Linked DNA regions of Mus musculus: all the other regions are linked to region 1. A link is a loop called in an ENCODE intact Hi-C map of the cell type or tissue named here. Cell type or tissue: heart. All regions are shown on one strand.

Region 1 (8,000 bases):
GCGAACCATTGAAGGAAGTCAAGGCAGGAATTCAAGGCAGGAACTAGAGTAAAGAAAGACCCGAGGACTGCCACTTTCTGGCTTTCTTATGCTGACTTGCAGTTAATTTTCTTACATAGCCCAGGCCCACCTGCCCAGGGATGACATCACACACAGTGGACCAGATCCTCCATCGAGTAGAAACTGAGAAAATGCCGTATAGATTTGCCATAGCAATCTGATACAAGAGATTCAATGGTAAGTTTCTCTTTCCAAGAATGTGTAGGTTGCGTCAAGTTGACAACAGCTGGAGAGATGATGTGTCAAGTTGACAACAGCTGGAGAGATGAGCGAATGAATCAAGTGAAGGAGTATTAAAAGCTATAAAGGGGTAACAGTGCGATATAAAGTCATCTTTACAGCAACTGCGTAGGCCATGCTGTGCTACACTGGACTCTCTGTAAACAAGTAAACTGTTCCACTTAATTCCTGGGGAAACAGGCAAATATACTAGAAAAAAATTTCAGTTTGACATGTTGTGGTTGCCTAGGTAATAACAATCTTATATTTCCCACGGGCAAGTGGCTGATAGCTTTCTTTAGCTGTTACTCATATGGCTCAGAGAGTAAAAATAGCCCACTCTTCCCATAAAATGCACTTGAAAGTGTATGATCTGGGATTTAATCTGAATAATGTCTTGTGTAGATACTATTATTAGATTTGCAGCAAGATGTAATTCTCTGGGTCTCTAGGAAAAACAAATTCTTGGGAACAAAAGCATATCATTTGGGAAAAAAAACCAAATGTGTATCATAGAAAGAGACTATGGACATAGGACTCTGCCCATGCCTTGGTAAAAGTTTTTATTTTATTTTACTTTGGCCAAGAGAAGCATACTAGAATGTGCTTATTAAAGGGGAAGTTTCCTGAGAGTAGAGCTATCTGTCTGAGCTCAATGCCTCCTAGCCATCAGTAACGACCTACTGAAACATTAAATGACACTTCTCAAAGAATTAAGGAGCCTGTGACAGCCCGGTAGCATGCAGCAGCAGTCACAGCCCCCTGGAGGTAGATGCAGGAGAGACTTGAGTGCAGGCCAGTTGGTGTTCAGAAGCAAGGCCTTGTCTTGGAAAAGGAGGAGGAGGAGAAGGAATGAATGTTTAAGAGAAAATCAGACAGCATGTTCTAAAGGACTCATGCACTGAGCGAGCTAAGCTCTGGATGTCTTCACTAACCCGTCTGTGTGCATCTCCTGCTATTTGAGCTCTCACCGATCCAAGAGGCTTCCCTTTATTCTGCCCAATGGATCAGAGCATAGCTGTTGCACTCTCTGTATTAATGCAAGCATGCAAAGGAGAGACACAAATGTCTTAAGTCCACAGGGTTGGCAGGGAAGGTTAAGGTTCTCTGGGCTGCTACATATGATCCTAGAGTTGTTTTTTTTTTTTCTTTCTTTCTTTCTTTCTTTCTTTCTTTCTTTCTTTCTTTCTTTCTTTCTTTCTTTCTTTCTTTTTTTGGTTTTTCGAGACAGGGTTTCTCTGTATAGCCCTGGCTGTCCTGGAGCTCACTTTGTAGACCAGGCTGGCCTCGAACTCAGAAATCCGCCTGCCTCTGCCTCCCGAGTGCTGGGATTAAAGGCGTGCGCCACCACGCCCGGCGAGTTGGTTTTTCTTAAAGATCATTTATAGGGAACAATAGTCAAGAGAAAAATTCCAAAATTCAAATGAAATGTTGCCATTAGACAAAAAGAATGATAATGTATATAACCAGGAGCCAGTGCCACCCTGTTTGGAAAGAGGGAAGTGTCTAGTGAGAAAAGCTGGGAGGAGAAGAGAGAGTATTTGGTCATATTTACACACACACACCATTACACTCTCTTTCTTGTCCTCCCAGCCTTTCCCACTAAATGCTTTCCTCTTTCTGATTATGTACATACAATATTTATTGCTGTCATCGAAGATTTTAAAGACCTTTAAGACAGACATTAAGCCAGATTCTTTTTTTTTTCTAATTTGTGATGTCCAAAAGCATATTTTTCTTGTCTCTAGGGACGGTGTATGTTTGGCAGAAACCATTAAGAAGGATTTGTGAGATGCTGTTGTAAGAAAGAAACTAGGTTACATTACAAAGTGTAACAGACTGGGTATAAGAAAGGGTGTTTTTGTGAGACACTGAGTACACAGAGAGAGAGAGAGTGTGTGTGTTAGGTGTGAGCAAAAGGGACAAGCTTCTGCCTAGCCCAAACAAAACAAAACCACTTTTTAAAATAAGCCTGTAAGTCCCTGCCTATTTAATTCCTTGGCTGGGCCTAAAGACATTTTGGGTACTAGTCTTTTCTTTTTTTAAGGTTTATTTATTTTATGTATCTGAGTGCTCTATTGCATGTATACCTGCATACCAGGACAGGGCATTGGATTCCATTGCACATGGTGGTGAGCCACCATCTGATTGCTGGGGATAGGACTCAGGATCTCTGAAAGAACAGTCAGTACTGTTAACCGCTGAGCCATCTCTCCAGCCCCTGAAGGCATTTTAAAAGAGGCTTTCCCAAACGAGTTACTCGTCTCTGGGCCTATTTGTTAAATAGGAAATAATTTCCATCGACAGTCTGATATACCAGCTACACCATAACCTTTTCCTCAATGCACGGATTAAAGGAAAGCAAAACCATTCGTTGTTTTACTTTCATGCCCCCCAGTTTACCCTTATATGATGGGCTAGCAAGAAAAAAGAAAAAGAAACTCGATTTCTCTCTCTTACCAGTCGCTGAGAATTTTTAAACCATTTCTAGAAATGCACACTACGGCAGAGAGACCAGGAAATGAGCCCAGGGCTCCCACAAGCCACACACACTAGGAAGCAGAGAGAAATAGGCATGGTCACTCAGAGATGCTTAGGGAGAGGAGGCAAAAGGGGAGGAACAAGCGACAGAGAGCCTGCATTCCTTCCTAGGCACAAGCAGCCAACAGCACACCCAGGCACAGCTGAGCGCCCGCTGCAGCTGGTATGGAGGGATACTGTGTGTTTGGGTGGTCTTTCACACTCCCAGAACCTCTTACATGTGCCCACACCTTCATGCACACAGCTCCCTCTCATATGAGCTTCTTATTCTCAGTTGCCCTCTTCTGTATACCTACATCCTCACACAAACTTTCAACACCTATGATCTCCCACACTGTCCTGTCACAAAAGACTCTGGTATACAGTCTTCCACAATCTGTTGTGTACAGGCACACAATTAGACACAGGCTTTTATAATACTCTATCAGACAGGGTCTCATGCATCTAATGGTCTTTTTCATATAATCTCCTGTAAGCACTTGGTTACAGTCTGTTACAATGTTTCTTACACACACTTTCTCACAACACATAACTTCCTCCTCCTCCTCCTCCTTCTCTCTCTCTCTCTCTCTCTCTCTCACACACACACACACACACACACACTAAACACAACATCTAAGTGTGTGTATGTGTGTGTGTGTATAGTTACTCACACACAATCACACATGGGCTCTCACATGCATTAAAAACCTGTCAGATACAATCTCCCTCATGCACCTATGGCCGATTTCATACATAATCTCCCTCATGTAGTCTGTTACAGTGTTCCTCACCTCTGACACTCTCTCTCTTCCTCTCTCTCTGTCTTTTACACATACACACACACACACACACACACACACACACACACCACAGGATATCTGTCTGTTGTGTACAGATAGTTACAGATACACAATTTCACAGATGTCATATACTTTAATAGGTGTCAGACACATACAACCTCCCTCAGGAGCCTATGGCCTCATTCATAGTTTCATGCACTAACTGGAATAATGCTACACCTCCCTTGGTTCCGCCCCTCCCTGGCCCCGCCCCTCCCAGTACCCTGCCCAACCCACCAGGTCCCGCCTTCATTGGGCCGCGGTCCGCTATGGCCCCGCCCCTCCTCCCGCCCCCGCCCCCGGGGTTCCGCCCCCGAGCTGGGGGTGGGGCGAGCGGCTGACAGGAGGGGCGGGCGGCTCCTGCACTTCTGGCCCCCAGGCCGGCGGGCGCGCTTCTAAGGATTCCCGTGTGCGTCGGGAGTCCCGGTGTGGCCAGCGGCAGCCGTGCGGGCGGCCGGAGTCGGCGGTGGGATGTGCTCGGCCAGGAAGCTGCTGCGGGGCGGCGCCGGCAGCGCCGGCGGGGAGTGCGACGAGGACGGGGCGGCGCCGGCCGGGCGGGTTGAGGAGCCGGAGCACGGGGCGAGCCCGCGGCGCCGGCGGCCGCAGGACGAGGGCGAGCAGGTGAGCGCGGGCGCGCGGGCCGCGGGGTGGCGGCTGGGCACGCGGCGAGCGGTTGACGGGCGGGGCCGGGCTCGGTGGAAATGCCCTCCGGAGCCTCACCTCAAAACCACCCGGCAACTTGCGCTACGTGGGCGCGCCGTGCGCTCGAATTCCGAGCACTGCACGCGCCCTGGACGGGGTGGGCGGACGGCCCGCACAGAGGATCGGGAAGCACGGGTCGGTGCCTAGGTGACACCGGGACTCTCCCAGAGCAAGTTTCACAGCACCACCGAGCAGAGCTGAACTTCATTTTAGAAGTGGAAAGGAAAAAAAAAAAAAGAAAATTGCCTGCTGTGAGCACCAAAGGGAAGGAAGCTTTAGTAACAGACATAATAAGGAAACTGGGTACTTTTAAAGTTCTCAGAATTGGATATCATTGAGAAGACTAAGGGAAATTATAACATCAGATATCTGTAAGACTAGACTAGCAGTTGAATGTAAAGATGGAGTTCTACGTGGGACGATTTTTTTTTTTTTTTTTTTACAGGCAGTACAGTAATTAGCTACTCAAAAATCCCCCAGATACAAAGACCTTTAGAAATCACATAAGTAAGCCTAGACTTCTGGAATCATCAGTTAATAATACCTGTAACTTGTCCTCTAATATCACTAAGTACATTAATAACTAAATACATTAATAAAACCCATTACTTAAGAAACAAAAATAATGCTAATGTGGGCTTGATCACCGTGTAGACAGTAATTATTCATCTATGTGACAATATAGGAGCCAGTGACTGAAGCAAATAAATTGGTAGCTAGGAGATCTTGCTGGTGCCCTTGCGGGCGGTGTTCTTACCAAACTGTACCATGCATGTCTCAATAGAGAAGGTCTTGATTTCCTCTTACTCTTGCTCAACTGGAAAACACAGCCAGCAACTAAAACTCCCTTTCCAAAAGTAAATGTGCAAATGGTTGTAATGGCATATGTGAAATCCTTCCCTTAACCATCTCTGGACCTTAGCAATACAATGACATGGACAGCGCCAGGAACTCTAGTCTTACTGATATTGTTACTAGAACAAGGAAAGGGGATGAAACAAAAAATTAAATATACATTCTAGAGAATAGATACCCTATCACATGCCTGCTTCCTCTATTGTACTATGAAATTTCATTTTCCTGCCTGCTTCTGCATGTTGCTTGTGTCGTTGTAATTTTGCTACATACTTTACCTGTATACTCTTAAGTCCTCACACTCATGGAAAAAAACACACCTGAGATCCTACTATATCAGCACCTGGGAACTTCTTATCAGGAGCTCAGAACTGGTACAGCCCAACTCGATAATGCAGAAAGCAAACTTTTGTGATCAATCGTTTGGCAACAGTATCACAAAGCCTATCATCTAGGGTTTTGTTTTGGTTTTTTTTTTTTTTTTTTTTTTTACAACCTGCAAATGAAATTTAAAAATCCATGCAATGTCACATAGATAGAGCTGTTTTTGTACACATACTATCTGAAGGAGAATTAGAGTTAACAACATAAAACATTCCAAAAAGTCATTTTAATTTTTCATCATGGAGATATTCTCCTGTTCTTCTTTTTGGATTGGTTTTAAGGATACCAGAACTCCAAATTATAAATTGAATAATTCTGGAAAATTCCTTTCTAAACTATTTAAAATTTACACAGAATTTTTCCATAGAAAATCAATGACAGAAACCAAAATGGAAGCAAAACTAGTTAGGTTGAAAGGAGGCAGTGGCCGTTTTCCTGCCGTCTTTCTGCTTAGTGTATTCAGTTGCTTTTCCAGAGCCTCAGCCTCCTAGACATTGAGAGGGAACTGAAGGCCACAGCCCTCTGCAATGCCTTCTTCTCTTGGGCGGGGCCAATGTGGTGGGTTCCAGAATCTGCTTTTTGTCAGTTCCTAATCTTACATGTTCTATCCTGTTCGCTTTCTGTTTCCTTTTCTGATAAGAAGCAGGCTGGGTTAGTTCCCAGCCTACAGTCTCCTCATACATCTCTCCCATCTCTGCCTTTCTTCTGTCTGGAAGGCCCATTCCCTCAACCTGGAAGACTTGTATAAACATGTATCCAAAACTTCTTTTCCCTCTGCCTTGTTGTTGCTAAAACGCCCGATCAGAACGCACCTTCACTTTACGTCCTGAGATTCTGAAACACGGCTGTGGATACAGGTGGTTTATTTGTAACTAACATATTGTCAGCATCATACTTTACAGTTTGTCCTTAGCCGAGACTCCATTTGAGGAAAAGCTAAGCTAGCATTTCAGCCTGAATCCTTTCCCAGGCGGGATGAGTGACAAAAGAGGTCTTGTTAAAATCAAGGATTCCTTAAAAAGGAAGCCTTGAGAAAAAGAAGCTGTGTCCCACGAGAAGTACAAGGCCAGCCTCTAAGAGAGATAAGAATTCTAGAGAAGGAGTAATGTGTGTAGCTATCCAGGGAACCGGGGAGTCTAGACTTAGAGAGCTGTGTCCACATGAATTTGTAATTCTGTTCAGGAGAGATGATCCAAGTCTATGGTTGACAGTGACTGCCTGGTGGTTTTGTGGAAGATGAGTCCCCTGCTGGACGGCTGGAAGGCTAAACCTCTCTAGGTCTTACTCATGTCTGTAATGTCAGTGGCATTTGCTCATATACAACATAGATTACGATTCACGATAACCTGAGATGGCTGTATTTACAGAAAGCATGGGGGCAATCCCATGACTCCCAAATTGACTTTAGAATTATTAATATTAATTTTGTGATTATATACATAATATGTATTTCAGGAATTCTAAAATACATGTGAAGAAAATAAATACTTGTAAGGAATTATTCCAAGTGATACCCTGAAGTCCAGCACTTTGGGGTTACTGTATCTGTTTTGGCTTAAGTACCCATGTATACATCATGCGCTTCAGCCAAGTTTTCTGTCTGATTTTTCCCTTTGTGGGGGGGGGGCTACTCTTTTCTGAAGGGAAAGAAGGAGGAGTGGATCTGGGGGAGCAGGTAGTAGGGTGGGAGGAACTGGGAAGAGAGGAGGGAGAGGAAACTGTGGGATGTAATACATGAGAGGAGAAAGAATAAAAAAGGAAAAGAAAGTGAGCATTATTTCCCCCATATTAGAAAAATCCCATGAAAGAATGACTTTTAGATTTTCCCAGTAGTCCATTCCCCTAACAGTGCACACTTAGGTGACTTCAAACTTTGTTTCATAAATAATACTGTCTAAAAAATATGCGCTAGTAATCATCACACTTCTGTTGATGTTGAAATAGATTCCTACAAGTGGAGAAAGTAGGTTGGAAAGAGCCAAGCTCCTGGAAGCGACTTGCAGCACCCCAAGGGGTGCATTCAACAGATGTCCTGCTTTTTGTCGTTTTGGTTGTTGAGGCAGTCTCACTATGCAGCTCTGGCTGGTGTGGACCTCAGTATGTGAAACAGGCTACCCTGGAACTCACAGAGATTCCCCCTGCTTCCTTCAAAATAACTAACAATGCTTCATTTCTGCTTTTCACCTGTCGCAGTGCCTAGAATTTTACAAAGACTGATACTGACTTAGAAATATAAGTAAGTAAGAAGATGGACTTCTATGGCAGTGCGTATCAAAGGTTTTCAAAGGTGATTCAGAAAATAATGGGGTAACCTTTGATCTGTCACTAGAGGTAGGGTTTGCGTGTGGATTCTGGATGGGTTTGTACTTAGAACTGAAGCTTTCGGTGAGTTAATTAACCCTCCTCTGTGGGCTTCAG
Region 2 (8,000 bases), 100 kb after region 1:
TTAGGAAGGATTAGGGAATGTTGTCTTGTTGGAGGAGATACATCACTGAGGGGAGAGGCTTTGAGATTTCAAAAGCCCAAGCCAGTCCAAGTCTCTCTCTCTCCCCTTTCAACCTTTGGATCAGGATGTGAACTCCCAGCTGCTGCTCCAGAGCCATGACTGCTTGCTTGCCACCCTACTATGATGGTCATGGATTCACTCTCTTAAACTGTGGGCAAGGTCCCCAATTAAATGTTTCCTTTTATAAGTAGCCTTGATTCTGATTGTCTCTCCACAGTGACAGAATAACTAAGACAATAACCATACGTAAGAGGGAGTATGTTTCTTTTCTCTTTTCTACTATAACAAGTTGCTGTAATTTGCAACAAAGTTTTGTGGGTGGAAGTCAACGGCAGGAGTCCTTGGGATTTAGATTCTTGCTAAGGTTTCCATACCAGGTTTCCATGCCGTTTCCAGCACATAGACATCTGTGCACATTTTTCTGTCTCCAAGATGTTGCTGCTTTGGTTCATGACCTCCTTCCTCCCAGTGCAAAGCCTATACTAGTCTGCCAAGCCCGTGTCACACTTCAACCTTCTGGTACCATTGTTTCCCCCTCCTCCTTTTAAGGACCCCATTATTACTTGAGTTGATCTCTTTCACTTGAGATCATCAAATGAGCAACCTTAATTCTATCTGCAGCATTCATTTGTCCTTGCTATGTCATGACATACCCACAGGTAGCACATGGACACCTGGACACCTGCTGGGCAGGATGTACAGGCGGGACTTACCATTTCCTGGAAGAAGGGGAGATTCGAGGGAGGAGAGAGGGGAGAACCAGGCAATCATGTGAGGTCTCGTGAGGAGCTGTGGGCTGTGGCCACTCCTATAGGTGGGTGGTCAGAGATGTTTAGCAGGGACTAGATTCAACTGACCGACTAAAATTAGGGCAGGTAGGAGGAACAGAGCTAAGAGTAATGATAAGGGCATGCTTTTACAAGTGGGAGAGAGTAGTGCCCAGCAATTGTGCCAAGAAGGCAAGCACAAAAGGAACAATTTGTGTGTGTGTGTGTGTGTGTGTGTGTGTGTGTGTGTGTGTGTGTGTGTGTGTTTTATCCATGGATTCAAGGGAAGCTGGGAGGGGGCTGGTAGTTCAGTCTGATTCCCAGAGCATAGCTAGGATAGTGAAAAGCTACACACAACAGCTTACCACGGGAGTCAGCAGGAAAACAAGGCAAGAAATGAAATACTCACCTGGACACTTAGCACATAAAGGGTTGCCTATAGCAGCAATCCCTGCTGAGGCAGCAGCTGATGTCTTATTTTATAGGCAAGGGGTGACTGACTGGTGATCTGCAGCAAGAGGCATACTGCAGATAACATTCACATGGTACTAGGCCAAACAGTTTATTAGAAATAATTTCAAAGGGCTGTTGCAGAAATACAGTTACATTAAGCTAGGCACAGCATTCAGGGGGCCGATGTATGAGGATCAAGAGTTCCAAGCCAGCCTGAGCTTCAAAGCAAGCTATTGTTGGAAAACAAAAACAAAAACAAAAACAAAAACAAAAACAAAATATGAATGTGGCTAACTTCCCCCACCTGACCTCCTCCCCTACCCAAAATCCTGTACCTGTTACAGCATTAAATTTCATTTACAGAGGAAGCTATACAGGGTGCCTTACTTACTAGTAATGCTAGAATTTATCTTAACTTAATGGCTTTCATCCTCTTTTACATAATGTTCACTAACATTCATCTTAATCTAGCCAAAATGAAGTGAATGAGAATCTTTTAAATAAATACAACTTTATGTGAAACTAAAATTTTAGAAATAATTAAGCATTTAATATAAATATTCACAGGTACTGACTTCTATAGGGCAGCCTAAGAATAGATGTTTTCCTTTAAGAATACATGTTTTCCTTTAAGAAGTTCCAAAGAAGCAACTAAGGAACTGGGCTCCGGCTTTATCATGTGCAAAGAGGCTGTTAAAAGTTTTGATTTCTGCCATTTTTAAATCTGTGAGATACATAAAATTCACTTTCAATATTGTAAGAAAACCATCTTCATCTCAGTGTTCTTTAAATGTTTGTTGTAGGTCCTACATATAGGAAAGCGACACTACCGTTCCACAGAAAGAAAATCAAGGAGCTATTTCCCAAGTCTTTCCATAAGGAAGCCATGGTGACTCAGTGACTCAGCACTCTAGAACTTATTCCAGGACTCTAGTTCTACAAGCGCTAGCACGCCACAGACACCAGTGAGCAATCTGCCCGAGCTCTAAACCTGAAAAACAAAGGCTGCTACGAAATGATGTGACCGGGCCAAGAGATGGCTGCCACCAAGACAAAGCATGGGGGTAACATCATGCAGAAAAGCAACAAGGGTGACCTCATTACCCAGAAGACGTGTCTGATGCACCAACCCTTACAGATGTACACTTAATTCTTTGTAGAGCCGAAACTCAGTTGACTAAGTTGATGATTAACACAGTCTAGAGACTTCCAAATGCTATTACCAAAACGAAAGTCAGCATGAGGACAGCCGCGCTACGCTACACTCACAAACTCGGAAGTAGGATGTCTCTTGACATCCGACCCATGTGTCCTCATCCTTCAATGTGTCTCCAGTTGGACCCTCTTCACAGTTCGTTTTCATCCATTTCTGAAGGAGAACTTCTGTGGGTGAAGTATGAAGAATACATCCCATCCTCTGGTATGGGATTCTGTGTTGGCCAGTTGTTTTCTTGCAAGAGAGGTCTTGAAGACATGATAAATTGAGTCTCAAAAGATTCCACCGACTCTCCGTCTTCCTTCTGCAACAGGAACTGATACTCTCCGAACCTGAGCATACACTTGTAAGGCAGGTCCATTTTATTGAGGTAGCCGAGCTCCTGGTTGTCTACCATCAAACTGGTTTTCTTGCTCATGTTTTTTATTTCAAACGAGAGAACGGAGCTGTTGAACTGTTTAAACGGCTGTAAAACAAACTGAATTCGGGACACCTGTTTGTCCTGAAACGTATACTGGCACATGTTGGAATTGCGTCCAAATTTCACCACTTCAATGGAAGGAAACTTCTCTTTGCTGCAAAACCTTATTGATTTAAATATCCCACTTTGTTGGCCAGGATGGTAAATGGTCATCTGGAGACAAGTGACCGTCTCCTCTGTATCAGCGTCTTCAAAGGTGGACATGACGCTCCCCGGCCTGCAATGGTCAAAGCATGCGGTTAGTTCAGCCTGTACTGCCCTCTCAAAGAGTGTGCTCAAAATGCGGTAGGGGATCCTATAGTAAGAACAATACTAGCCCTTTCCTCTTGCTTTGTTTCATTTCTCCTTTGCCCAGTCTTATAATGTGGACGGTTATGAGATTGCTCACAGTACAATGGTGTAGGGGAAGCAGAGGGAAGTCTCACTCCTTTCTCATTTAAATAGTGATGTAAACAAAAAAATATGATGGTTGTAATTAAAAATTAAATCAAGTATGTGGTGGTGAGAAGTTAAGGCAGAAAGATCGTTAGTTCAAGCCCAGCCTGGACTACCTAGTGAGACTACTAAAGAACAAATTGGTTTGGGTTTTAATATCCTCAGAGGAGCTATACACAAATAAAACCTACAGTCTATTAATTCTATTATAACACGATTAACTATAAATTGTGAACTCTTTCTAAAATAAGAAACTTAAAGGTTATAAACACAGGGCTGGGGAGATGCTGCAGCTGTTAAGAGGTTGCTCTTCCAGAGGAAAAGCCTGCTGAGATTCCTAGCACCTACATGGTGGCTCACAACCTTCTGTAATTCCATTTCCAGGGAATGTGATGCCCTCTTCTGGCCTCCTTGGGTATTGCATACACATGGTGCACAGACATACACACAAGCAAAACATCCATCCGCACAAAAAATAAAAATATAAAGTAAAAAAATTTTAAATGTTAAAATTAAAAATAAATAAATTTAAATGTTAAAATTAAAAAATAAATAATTGCAATCGTATCACCTTATATCATTAAATTAAATTAATTTATATCAAATTAAGTCTTGAATTTCTAATAGTTTTGCTTTGACATTACGTTTTTAACAGCTCCCGAGAGGCTACTCACTCCCATAGCCCTTGCTGGTACCAGAACCCACCTAGACTTCACTATACACCAGAGCACTATAGTACAAGTGGGAAGGGATGCTATTTACAGGATTACAACAGAAAAGAAATTTTCATTTCTTAAATATTCCTGAAGCTATCTTGATACAGAACTACCATTTTAAAGAAAAACTAACAGTTTTAAAAACATGCACATATCACTTAAAAGTTCAAAAAACATTCAGAAACAAATCTCTCAATTCCAATCTTTTATCTTTCTGCTCTAGAATGAACCACTCACTATAAGCTGCCTTTAACTTTATAAACATGTTCTCCACACAAGCATAATTACGTGAACATGCACACATGTACATGTATACACACACACACACACACACACACACACACACGTTACTCTACAGAGAATAATTTCTCTCATACAAATAGAAATACATTATATTCCACTCTGGACCTTGATTGCTCCATGTATATTGGTAGTTTTTTGTTTGTTTGTTTGTTGCCGTAGCCACATACCACCTTCCACCAAGTGTGGTGAAGGCAGCACTCATTAGCTGCTGACTGTCCACTGCGACCTCTGAATGACCCTCACTTGTTTGTGTAGTTGGATTCTATCTGCTTATGTTGATTTAGGGCTTGGAAAGCAAAAATCTTCAATAACTATTTTGAAATGGCATTTTAAGTTTACGTGCATTGGTATTTTGCCCGAATATCAGGGTATCAGATTCCCTGTAAATGGAATTACAGGCAGATGTGAACTGCCATGTGGGTGCTGGGAATTGAACTCAGGTCCTCTGAAAAAAGCCACCAGTGGTCTTAACCACTGAGTCATCTCTCCAGCCCCCATCAATGAGGTTTTATAATTAAGTGAAATTTATATTGGTACTGGGGTTTTTTGTTTGTTTATAACAAAGCAAAAATAGGTTAATATTAAAGTCCCATCTACCTTAGACACTGATATCAAAACTATCATGGTTTGAAAACAAAAGCTGCAACTGTTTTCCAGGTCCTTCTATATCCCAGCCTTGTACTCTACTGTTTTTCTTGACAGGGTGGTTTTCTTGATAGTGGTTTGAATGGGAATGGTCCCATAGACTCCGATGTTTCAATATTTGGTCTCCAGTTGGTGGAATTGTATAGAACTGATTAGGGAGTGTGGCCCTGTTAGAGGAGGTCTAGAGATGGAGGGTTTTGAGGTTTCAAAAGCTTACTCTGTTCCCAGTTAATTCTCACCGCTTGGCGGTTTTGCTTCAGTGTGAGGTGCCATGCCAAGCACCCTCACCTGCTGCCATGGTCCTCACGATGAAGGCACGGACTCTATCCCTCTGAGACTGCAATCCCCAGCTAAACTCTGTCTTATATATGGAAGCCTAGGTCATGGAGTCGCATCCCAGCAATAGAAATGAACTAAGACCGAGTCTCAGTATCTAGGCCACTTCGTTCTTCCCCCTCATACCCAGGGCTGTCTGCTTTTCAGACATTATTTTTCTCTCTTTTACAAAGTTGTGCTGCTAAAACCAAGCTGCATGTATTTATCCCATAAATGACCGCCAAGCAAAATGTCTTTCGTTAACTTAGACATTAATCTTTAACTTTTGTTTTGTTTTGTTTTGTTTTTTTGAGACAGGGTTGCTCCGTATAGCTCTGGCTGTCCTGGAACTCACTTTGTAGACCAGGCTGGCCTCAAAATGAACTCAGAAATCCGCCTGCCTCTGCCTCCCAAGTGCTGGGATCAAAGGCGTGCGCCACCACGCCCAGCTAATCTTTAATTTTAATTTTTCATCCCTATCTCTTGGACTTTATTGCAGTACACTGAGCAAGGTAAGGTAAGAGATCCTCCAGTGTAAGTTAGAAATAAATAAATAAAAACCAGCAAAAGGGATCCTCACAGTCTCGGGCCAAACATGGCAAAAACAATTGAAACAAAAGCCAGCAAGAACTAACTACCATGCAGTGGGTGGAACTGACTAAACCAGTTTATGCTGTCATTTGAATACACTTTCATTATGATGATCGAGTCTCATGATTCAAGAAGCAGACAGCATGAATGAGAGTAATTACGCTACGTTATGCAATGATACAACTAGCAATTTATTAAAAAATTATTTGATGTTTTGAATCTTGGGAGACATCCACTTCCCATCTATATTCCCAGTTTGTTTAAAAGATGTATACAGGAGCCGGGCGTGGTGGCGCATGCCTTTAGTCCCAGCACTCAGGAGGCAGAGACAGGCGGATTTCTGAGTTCGAGGCCAGCCTGGTCTACAAAGAGAGTTCCAGGACAACTAGGGCTATACAGAGAAACCCTGTCTCAAGAAACCAAAAAAAGAAAAAAAAAATCTATAAAATAAAACTGAAAGTAAGAATGTCAGGATAAAATGAGGAACTTGGAAAATGGCTCAGTTGGTAAAGCATTTGCCTTGCCAGTTGGAGGACTGTGCCTAGATCCCTGCCAAGTGAGTTGCGCTCCCAGCCCCCAGCAGATGCTTTCCTGTGCGAGAGACCCTGGGTTCACTCTCGCTCAAAGGTCTTTCTCTGGGGCAGAGAGAAGGATTAGAGGGTAAAGGTGCTTTTGCACAAGGCTGGTAATCCGAGTTAAGTCTCTGGAGCCTACATAGAAACTGAGAAAGCTAGCGGGGCGTGGTGGCGCATGCCTTTAATCCCAGCACTCGGGAGGCAGAGGCAGGCGGATTTTTGAGTTCAAGGCCAGCCTGGTCTACAAAGTGAGTTCCAGGACAGCCAGGGCTACACAGAGAAACCCTGCCTCGAAAAAAAAAAAAAAAAAAGAAGAAGAACCACTATTCCAGTCTGAGTGTCAGAGTGTCAGAGGTGAGTCCTTGTGATTCTTGAGGCTATGCTATGTTACTCCACTCTAGGCTGAGAAACTCATTCACCTCTCAGGAGGATGAAATGGCCACAAACTCTGACAGTTAGAAGGGTTTCTGCTTATGGTGCCTTTCCTGTGTCAGGCAGGGTGCTGGGTCCTTTGCTTGTGCCATCCCAGCTCATCTTCAGAATAGCTCCATGAACGACCCCTTTACAGGTGAGAGAGATGGAGCTAGGTAGAATGTAAAGAGTGGGTTCCGCTCCAAAACAAGGTGCCAAGGCCAGGGTCCAGACCCCAAGGCACTGTCTCTTAGCACTCCACAAACTGCCTCCCTTCCAGGGTTCACAGTTATACTTTGCAAACTATAGAAGTTAAGAGAAGGAGGGGGCTCAGATGCATGTGCTATAGCCAGCGAGCTGTGAACCTGGACCCCACACCACTGTTAAGGAGGGAAGTGTGGCTGCCTGCACTGCCTCATAAGAGGATGTGAACCAAAGCATTGGCTTGCTGCAAAAGCTGATCACCCTTACTCCTGCATAGGAGCACAGGCCTACCATTCACTGGCAAGTCTGCTGGTTGGTTGGAGAGTGGAGAAGGCAGATAACTAATCTGTTAACTTCCAGAGGCCCAAGGACCTTCTACAAAGTAGCTTGAACCCTTGGCACTTCAGTATTCAGTAGAAAAACAGAAATGAATAATTAACATAACAAATTTAAGAGTAGTAGTTGTTTTTTGTTTGTTTGTTTGGTTGGTTTTTAAGCCACTGGTGTGTAGAGGCTCAACAAAAGTTTTTTTAATTCTGCTAGTTTTAAATACCAAATACACAGAAGGCCAACAGACTGCAGTAGTAACCATGTTTGTCTTGGGAAGGGGAACCAAAGGGCCAGGAGAAGAGAGATTTCTCAGGGCACACCAGGTACAGGAAGATCTGTTCAAATATCTAACAATTTTTTTTTCTTTACAAAACCCATAAGCCATCATATTTTTGTGGAATAAAATAGAATTAGCGATAGTAAAGTATCATTTGGCAATGCGTGTGTTACACAGTATATTACTCTGTTATCTGACATCACAAAGTTGTCAAACATGAA
Region 3 (8,000 bases), 52 kb before region 1:
TGCCTAGAAGCCAGTATTCTGCTAGCAGCCTTCAGATGAAGATGTAGAACTCTCAGCTCCTCCTGCACCATGCCTGCCCGAATGCTGCCATGCTTCTGTCTTGGTGATAATGGACTGAACCTCTGAACCTGTAAGCGAGCCCCAATTAAATGTTCTTTTTAAGAGGTGCTTTGGTCATGGTGTCTCTTCACATCAGTAAAACTCTAAGACAGCCTCCAACATTGTAATGGCTTCAAAGTAAGTTTTATGAAAAAAAACTTCTCACTCCTTAGGAAAGTTAATATTGTCGTTTGACAAGATATAGAATCGTATAGGAGGCAGGCCTTTGGACATTCCTGTGGAGCCTATGTAGGTTCAGTTCACTGAGGTGAGAAGAGCAACCCTAACATCCAGGTTTGGGTTCTGGCTCAGTGGTAGAGTGCTTGCCTAGCAAGCGCAAGACCCTGGGTTCGGTCCTCAGCTCTGGAAGAAAAAAAAGAAAAAAAAAAAAGGAGAAAGCTGAGTACGAGTGACCATCATTCTCTACTTCCCAACTGTGGAAGCCACTTAACCAGCTGCCTCAAGCTCTTGCTGCCTGGACATCCCTGCCCTGGTGGGCTAGGCCTTCAGACTGTGAGCTAACATCAAAGCTTTCCCTTTAAGCTGCATTTGTTTGGGTAATTTATCACAGCAACAGAAAAGCAAGTCAGATCCCTCTGTTGCCTGCTTGTGTGTGATTATATTTTCACATAGACTTTGCAAGCTTCTCTGGGGTGGGCATTATGAGTTTCTTGCATCACACACTAGGTATTTAATCGTTGTTACAGACTATAAAACAATTCTCGTCATTTTGGCTAATCTTGTGTCTTCTGCCAATATGTACCTATGCTCCCTTGACAGAGTCAAACTGTTGGCATTGTTGAGAGTCAAATGGAAGTAGAGTTCAGTATGGAGCTGGTCTAGGATGAAGAATACACAGTAATTATGCTGCTATCGACTACAGAACTATAAGAAAATTCTTAACACACTTTTCCATTAATGTTTCTTAAGGTGATAAGTGGAGTGGAGTGCCTTTTGTCGATAGGTACTCCAGACCATCTGAGTTAAAAAGACAAAGACGAAACAAGAAGACTCATTGAACTAGTGTTTATGCTATTTTGCTGATCCCTCAACTTGTTCAGGAGCAAAATCCACAAGAAAGAAGCGGAAGACCACGTTGTAACTCATCCTTTTACTCTTAGGAGGCCGGTAGAGTCTATAGCCAAGAAATTCAAAGAAAAAGATTGTGGTTTAATAAAAGGTTTAATAAGTAAAGGAGATGCTACACTCAAGCATATACTTTTACATTTGGGGCTGCGGCCCCAATTGAAAACAAATGACTGTGCAAAGTAGGAAGTAACTGGCAGAGCCATTAAGCCACCGACCAACACTGAAGCCAACACCCTGGCCTTGCTTCGCATAAAGGTCTGAATGCACTGGCCCAGCATAAGTCCTGTCAACTAATGCAGTTGATGCAGGCTTTCCCCCTTCAGCTGGCATCTCAAATGTCTACAGTTGATACAACAGTGGCTCTGAAGAGCTAATGGACAGAAGAAGGCTCACTAAACTCTTTGCTCTAACGACTGCAGGCTGCACACTCCCTCCCCTGACCCCTCCTCCAAAGATTCTGACTCCAGTGTTTCATCAAACCGCAGACCGGACTCCATCTCATCTGACTTCGGAGACTAAACAGGCCTGGGCCTGGTTGCTAGTTGGATGGAAGAGATTCTTATGCAGTAGATCTGGGATGGGACTCATTCAGGCATTATATGTTCTACATGACTCTGATGCAAAAAAAAAAAAAAAAAAAAAAAAAAAAGGTCATTGACCATGCTGGGGAAACTGCTTTATAGTTCCAATGTCTCCAAGGCCACAGATAGCTAGACCCAAGATATGAACAAACACTGGAATGTGCACTGTAATTGAGTTTAAGATCATAGATTAACCTTGTACACAAAAGGGGAAAGCAAGATGTGAGTAAAAAAATAAAATAAAATAAAATAAAATAAAATAAAATAAAATAAAATAAAAGATCCCTAAAGAGAAGGTGGTATTTGGTCTGGGATTTAAAAGATAAGAAGGCATTTTCTAGCTAAAGGGGTGTGAAGAGAAAAAAATCAAAGAGAACAGAAGGTGCCTAGAGAAGAAAGGCAGGTACATCGTGCAGAGGATGGAGCTCTAGGGACCACTTCAGCCACCTAGAGTAGTGTCTGTGCTTGGAAGAACAGTTTACCCCATAGACTAGGATTTCTCAGGTACGAGGTCTGTACCCTACACCCAAAGCACATATTAAAATGCAGCCCTCAGGGCCTCGTGACCCCTGCTAAATCAAACTGTTTTAAGAGAAAGGTGCGTATCTAGACACTTAACACGGGCCTATAGGTTCTACGCAAGACAGTCACTATGGAACCCACTGAGGGCTCAGCCAGTTCAGAGGATCCTTTTTCCCGAGTTGATGTCATGAAGGGTCCATCCAGGGAAGAAAAACGAAGTCAAGACAAAGAGTCTTCGTGCTCAAAAATATGTCCATGCAGTAAGACTTCTGTGGAGAAAGAGGCAAGTTACAGGGACTGAAAAATCAGAAGCCAGATCTTCAGAAGGCAGTGGCTGGACATAAGGACAGTGTACACAGAGAGGGTCCTCCCTGCTATCAGGCAGAGGTAGCTTCTGAGATCTGAGACTGAGAGGCTTAGCAGCCTGGATCAGCGAAGAAGGAGCACATATCCCGTTCAAGCAACAGGAGAAAGACAAACTAAGCAATAAACAGAGAAACACTTAGTTTGAATGGAAACAGGACATGTCAGAATGTCTACAAGAGCGGATGTCATTGCTTGAGGGGACAGAGAAGTACCAAGACATCAGGAGTATCTCTCTCTCTCTCTCTCTCTCTCTCTCTCTCTCTCTCTCTCTCTCTCTCTCTCTCTCTCTCTCTCTCTCTCTCTCCTCCATCTAACATACAGAACTGTTCTTCAATATGCCAGTAGGTGGTGCTGTGGCTTTGAAAATAATAAAGCAATGGCCCAAATGGACCTAATGATTGATGCTAAGGCCTCTCCAACAGCCGACAGGGATCACCAGACCTCCACCCTACAAAACAAACTACAGGTAAATAAATAGTCTTCCCCTGTGAAGAACACACTAGCTGGTTATCTAAGATCAAATGGTCAGCCCTAAAAACATACATACAAGTAACATAGACTGAGCAGGTTGTATTTTTGCATTTTGGAACACATATACATGTTAAAAATTAATGGAAAAAAAAGGCCATGGACTTGAAAGAGAGCAAAGAGAAATATATGGGAAGGTTTAGAGGGAAGGAAAGGAAAAGGGGAAATGATGTAATTATATTATTATCTCAATAAATTAATATTTTTTAAATAAAATTGTGATTAGGGTTAAATAAAGTGATAAAGGCAAAGTGGGAGACCAGGTCAGTCAGTGTCTAAAAGCTTACTTACTGTGTGACGCTCATGCTACTCAAATCTTTACAGTTTAGTTTTACCCTACCAACGGCTTGTACAATCGAACAGGCAGTGTTGCAAGATGTAGGTCACATGACCGTCAAGCTCACAGAGAAAGAAGTCAGATGCACATTAGCATGCTTGGCAGTTAGGAAACACTCAGATCTGCAAAACTTCTGGCCTCCTGGCCTCTGCCCGAACCTGCTAGTTTCCAAACATGAGGTTTTACAGGGATGCTTGTTGTCTTTCTAAGTCAGATGCTGCAGATAGGAAGGATATCAGGATCAGAGGACAGTAAGAGGAGGTGCTGGACGTGTGGAAAGCACAATGAACGTTCATTATTTGTGTGGATAAAAACTCTCGGCTCAACCTATTTTTATCATCAATATATACTAACTCTAAGATAAAAGGAAAGTTTGCTTTCTATCAGAGAAGTGTAAGAAAAGTAATACTTCTTACCTGATTCATTGGTTGGTGGATAAGGCTGATGCAGAGTCCTTTGTTTCTGAAAATCTTTACTCAGAAACTTAAAGCAGAGGGCAGCAGAGCAGACGCATGCCAGGGCACCGGTGTAGCCAGGTAGAAAGGAAGAACTGGCCTGCGGTAAGGAGAGCTCCCATTCTTACATCTCAGAGAGGACAGATGGGAGAGGAGAGCTGCCACCAGCTTTCTTCGGATCCAATTCTGATTAAAGAAAGAAAGAAAGAAAGAAAGAAAGAAAGAAAGAAAGAAAGAAAGAAAGAAAGAAAGAAAGAAAGAAAGTATGAATTATGTGACTGCAATGCTTGGGAGTCTAGGATTTTAAGGGTTCAAAAACAGCAATTTTAAGTTAATCCCAAGATCGAGAAGGCTCGAGATTCTTGGGGGTTCCTGAAAAAGTAAGGAGAAATACTTTAGATCATTCTAAGAACCCCAATGCAGGATAAAACAACTCTGGATGTCTGGCAGCTGGAAGTCAAGCTCAGAGATCACGTTTAGAGTCAAGAGTGGTAGCCTCTCTTGGTCAAGGGATGCCTTTGAACTTCATCTCTGTTCAGAGCTACTTAAGTCTGTGCCCATGGTGAGTTCTTGTTTGTTCCCTACACGTTGGCTGCAAGCTCTTAATGGGAAATATTTTCTATTAATTTTTTTCCTTACAATTTCATATATTAAAATAATTTTTAAAAAACCTCTCTACAGTCAAACAAAAATGCCTCTCATTACAAACAGAAATGACAGCATCTGCTTCGTGTGCATAACTTGTTCATTGTAAGCCCTCTTCTCTTTTGGTATATACTTCACGAAGATAGGCAGGATGTAACATTCAAAGCTATGGAGAGTTCTAAGGAGTAGAAACCATGTATCGGAGTTCTTTGTTGTGATAACCATGAGCTGAGGTTAAGTTGAGATATACACAAATTCTAAACTTAGTACTGTTTATACTCAAAGGCCATTGGCACTGAACCCTCTAGAGAGGAAGACTTCCCAGAATTCTTTCGCTAGCCCTTCAGTGAAGGAGAGAAGCCCTGAAACACTGTTTATTCTATCACTGTTTGCTTGGGGATGATTTTTGAGAGCATTTATGTAAGCTTAAGGGACTGTGGGAAAAGGAACTTGGAAGCTGTCACACACACATGCACGCACGCATGCGCACGCAGGCATGCACACGCGCGCACGCACACACACACACACACTCACACACACACATCTTATACTCCCAGATGACTGAGAAGAAATGCCTCTAATCTGCCTTTATGGTGGCCCTTTGTCATAACCAGATTGGGGAATGGGGTGGGGTGGAGTTCTTTGCACATGGAGAGCAGGTGGCATAAGGCTTTTTCTGCAACGCCACACGATGCTGGTGTCAGCATCAGCCTCTCTTGGACAGGTCACACGGCAGACACATGGACGCCTGCCTTCCTTTCCTCCCTCTGTCACACCTTTCAATGCAACTCTTGATAGGTCCTCATCGAGAGAGGCCAACACAGGATCCAGGACCAAAGCCTCTGAGCTCAGATCAGGCAAGACTCTGACGTCTTTAGCCCTCAGTTTCATTATCTATAAAACAGAGATCATGACAGTGATTCCTACATTATGAATATCTAACATGGATTAAATGAAAGAGCCACACACAAGCTCTTCATCCATACCACCTAGTGCAGAGTTAGCTTAATGCTATGTATTAGCCACGTTATTTACCATCCTAGAAAATCCACTTTAGGAAGAAGTCTGCTCAGCTGTGTTCATGCTTTGAGTGTACACTTAAGGAAGAAGCCTGTGTACATCCAAGTGCACACACACACACACACACACACACACACACACACACACACACTACATAGAACAACCTGGAGCCAAGAAGCTGGCATGCATGGTTCCGACAAAAGAAGTTTTTGAATTGTTACAGTTCCGTGTCAGTGAGCGTGAAATAGAAGGCAGCAGCTATTGCCTGTGGAATCTGGGAAATGGGTCAACGTGCAGATAGAAACACTCAAATAAAAATAAGGGAGAAATCAGCAAATCTTCCTGGTTGAGACCTTACAGATCCACCTACTTCATTCTATTGTCTCCATGCCAGATCCCGGCTCCCATAACCAGATAAGACACTCGCCCTGTGAACTGGCCTTTCCCAGCTGTGGTCCTAACAAGCAGCCTTGAGAACACTGACATTTTTAACGTCTAAAACTAAGGGTATCTCATTCTACCAATGCTGGACGAACCTGTTTCCACTTCAGCATTCTGTGACAATCAGGAAGGAAGACACTCTCTCTATCCCTCTATTTTTATTAGATATTTTCTTTATTTACATTTCAAATGTAAATGTTATCCCCTTTCCTGGTTTCCCCTCTGAAAACCCCGTCCCCCATCCCCTATCCCCCACCCCACCCCCTACCTCCTACCCCTGCTCACCAACCCACCCTCTCCTGCTTCCTGGACCTGGCATTCCCCTACACTTGGGCTTAGAGCCTTCACAGGACCAAGGGTCTCTCCTCCCATTAATGACTAACTAGACCATCCTGTGTGACAGCTGGAGCCAAGAGTCCCAATATGTATTTTCTTTGGTTGGTGGTTTAGTCCCAGGGAGCTCTGGGGGTACTGGTTGGTTCATATTGTTGTTCTTCCTATGGGGCTGCAAACCCCTTCAACTTCTTGGGCTCTTTCTCTAGCTCCTTCATTGGGGTCCCTGTGCTCAGTCCAGTGGATGACTATAAGCATCTACTTCTGTATCTGTCAGGCACTGGCAGAGCCTCTCAGCTATATCAGGCTCCTGTCAGCAAGTACTTATTGCCATCCACAATAGTGTCTGGTGAACAAAATACCCATAGAAGGAGTTACAGAGACAAAGTATGAAGCAGAGACTGAAAGAAGAGACTGCTCCACCCGGGGATCCATCCCATATACAACCACCAAACCTGCCCCTCTATTTTAATGTGAGTTCTTCTTTCCTTCCACAGATCATTTCTTAGTCCACAATGCATTATTCTGTTATTGTTTAATGTATTCTTGTCAGCATTTGCTTGATTCAAAATCCTTGTGAAGAACAGATGTGAGTGTGGTGTCACAGGTGCTGTTTCCAATAAAATCAGAGGACCCCATCCCCCGCAACCCCATTTCTGCTTTTCTAGTAGCAGAGAACAGTTCATTTCACATGAGCCCTTTCAAGAAGCTCACGATAAAGAACGGAGGTGCATACAGAACGAAGCCTGCTCTGCAACTGCCATCCACTGCATATGCTACCAAGCTACTGGGAGACTCTCACAAACCCCTTACCACAGCCTCGGCTTTTATGCCTGTTAATTTATGCTGCACACCGCCTACACTGAAGTTGCCCAGGTATGCCTTCTCTAAATTATTCATCTGTACCCAGATGATGTCGACCATAGACAACAGCATTAAAATAAAAATCTTCAGACATGCCATGACCATTTCAATATAATCAAACAAAATGGTTTGCTTTGTTCATGATTCAAAAAAAATATCTATTTGTTGAAGCGGCATATACTCCCAGCCTTCGACAGACTGTAGCAAGGGGAGGGTAAATTCAAGGCCAGCCTGAGCAACCCAGTGAAACCTCATCGGAGGTATGAGTGTGCGGGGACACTGAGTACCTCTAAGTCTCCAGCCTTCACCTTGGATTTGTTTATAGGTTGTCTTCTCTAGTGAGCTCAGGGTTTATTGGAAGGACTCAGACAAGAGGAACCCAAACATGCAATCCTAAATTACAGTGAGCAAGAAATAGAAACGTGTATTTTATTAAAGAAACATAAGCAGCCTCTCTCAGACTGGATATATAATTTGGTGAGTAAAGACTTCATAGGGGTTAGCAAGGTGAAGGGTAGAATGGAAACAGAACAACACGCAGCGGGACTAAAAGGGCTTGTCACATAAAGAACTGAGACTGTCCAACACAGTGGCACTGGGAGAGCAAAGGGGAAGGAGCCAAACCTGAAGTAAGCCAAACCTGATACCACATCCGCTGTGTTCGATTGTCTGTTTGTTATTTTGTTTGCCTATATAGCTCTGGCTGTCCTGGAGCTCACT

Evidence for each region. Hi-C counts contacts between places; a loop is a spot of excess contacts. Peaks named below come from ENCODE experiments on the same cell type or tissue, not always from the same donor. Only the 100,000 strongest peaks of a DNase experiment are listed, where the experiment ranks them.
Region 2: a loop joins it to region 1, with 2.2 times the contacts of the local background. A loop is called at or near these places in 4 of 42 quality-filtered maps.
Region 3: a loop joins it to region 1, with 2.8 times the contacts of the local background. A loop is called at or near these places in 9 of 42 quality-filtered maps.

Annotation. Positions count from the first base shown.
Region 1 is chr3:127,892,296-127,900,295 of GRCm38, reverse strand. It overlaps Fam241a (family with sequence similarity 241, member A), which reads left to right and starts at 3,973. Exons shown (of 2, transcript NM_027482.3): 1 at 3,973-4,262. The coding sequence starts at 4,113. In heart, no CTCF peak of the experiment used is centred here; a DNase peak (open chromatin) is centred at 3,935; H3K4me3 peaks cover 2,497 bases; H3K27ac peaks cover 1,089 bases; H3K27me3 peaks cover 295 bases.
Region 2 is chr3:127,791,763-127,799,762 of GRCm38, reverse strand. Tifa (TRAF-interacting protein with forkhead-associated domain) reads right to left here. Exons shown (of 3, transcript NM_145133.4): 3 at 1,369-3,194. The coding sequence starts at 3,181. The coding sequence ends at 2,627. Among named protein-coding and RNA genes, the nearest start is that of Tifa, 5.9 kb to the right of the region's middle. In heart, a CTCF peak has its summit at 3,809 (motif pointing left); no DNase peak of the experiment used is centred here; H3K27me3 peaks cover 649 bases.
Region 3 is chr3:127,944,112-127,952,111 of GRCm38, reverse strand. It overlaps 9830132P13Rik (RIKEN cDNA 9830132P13 gene), which reads right to left. Exons shown (of 5, transcript NR_040552.1): 4 at 3,939-4,163; 5 at 1-462. Among named protein-coding and RNA genes, the nearest start is that of Gm35667, 23 kb to the left of the region's middle. In heart, CTCF peaks have their summits at 2,814 and 3,019 (motif pointing right); no DNase peak of the experiment used is centred here; H3K27me3 peaks cover 4,763 bases.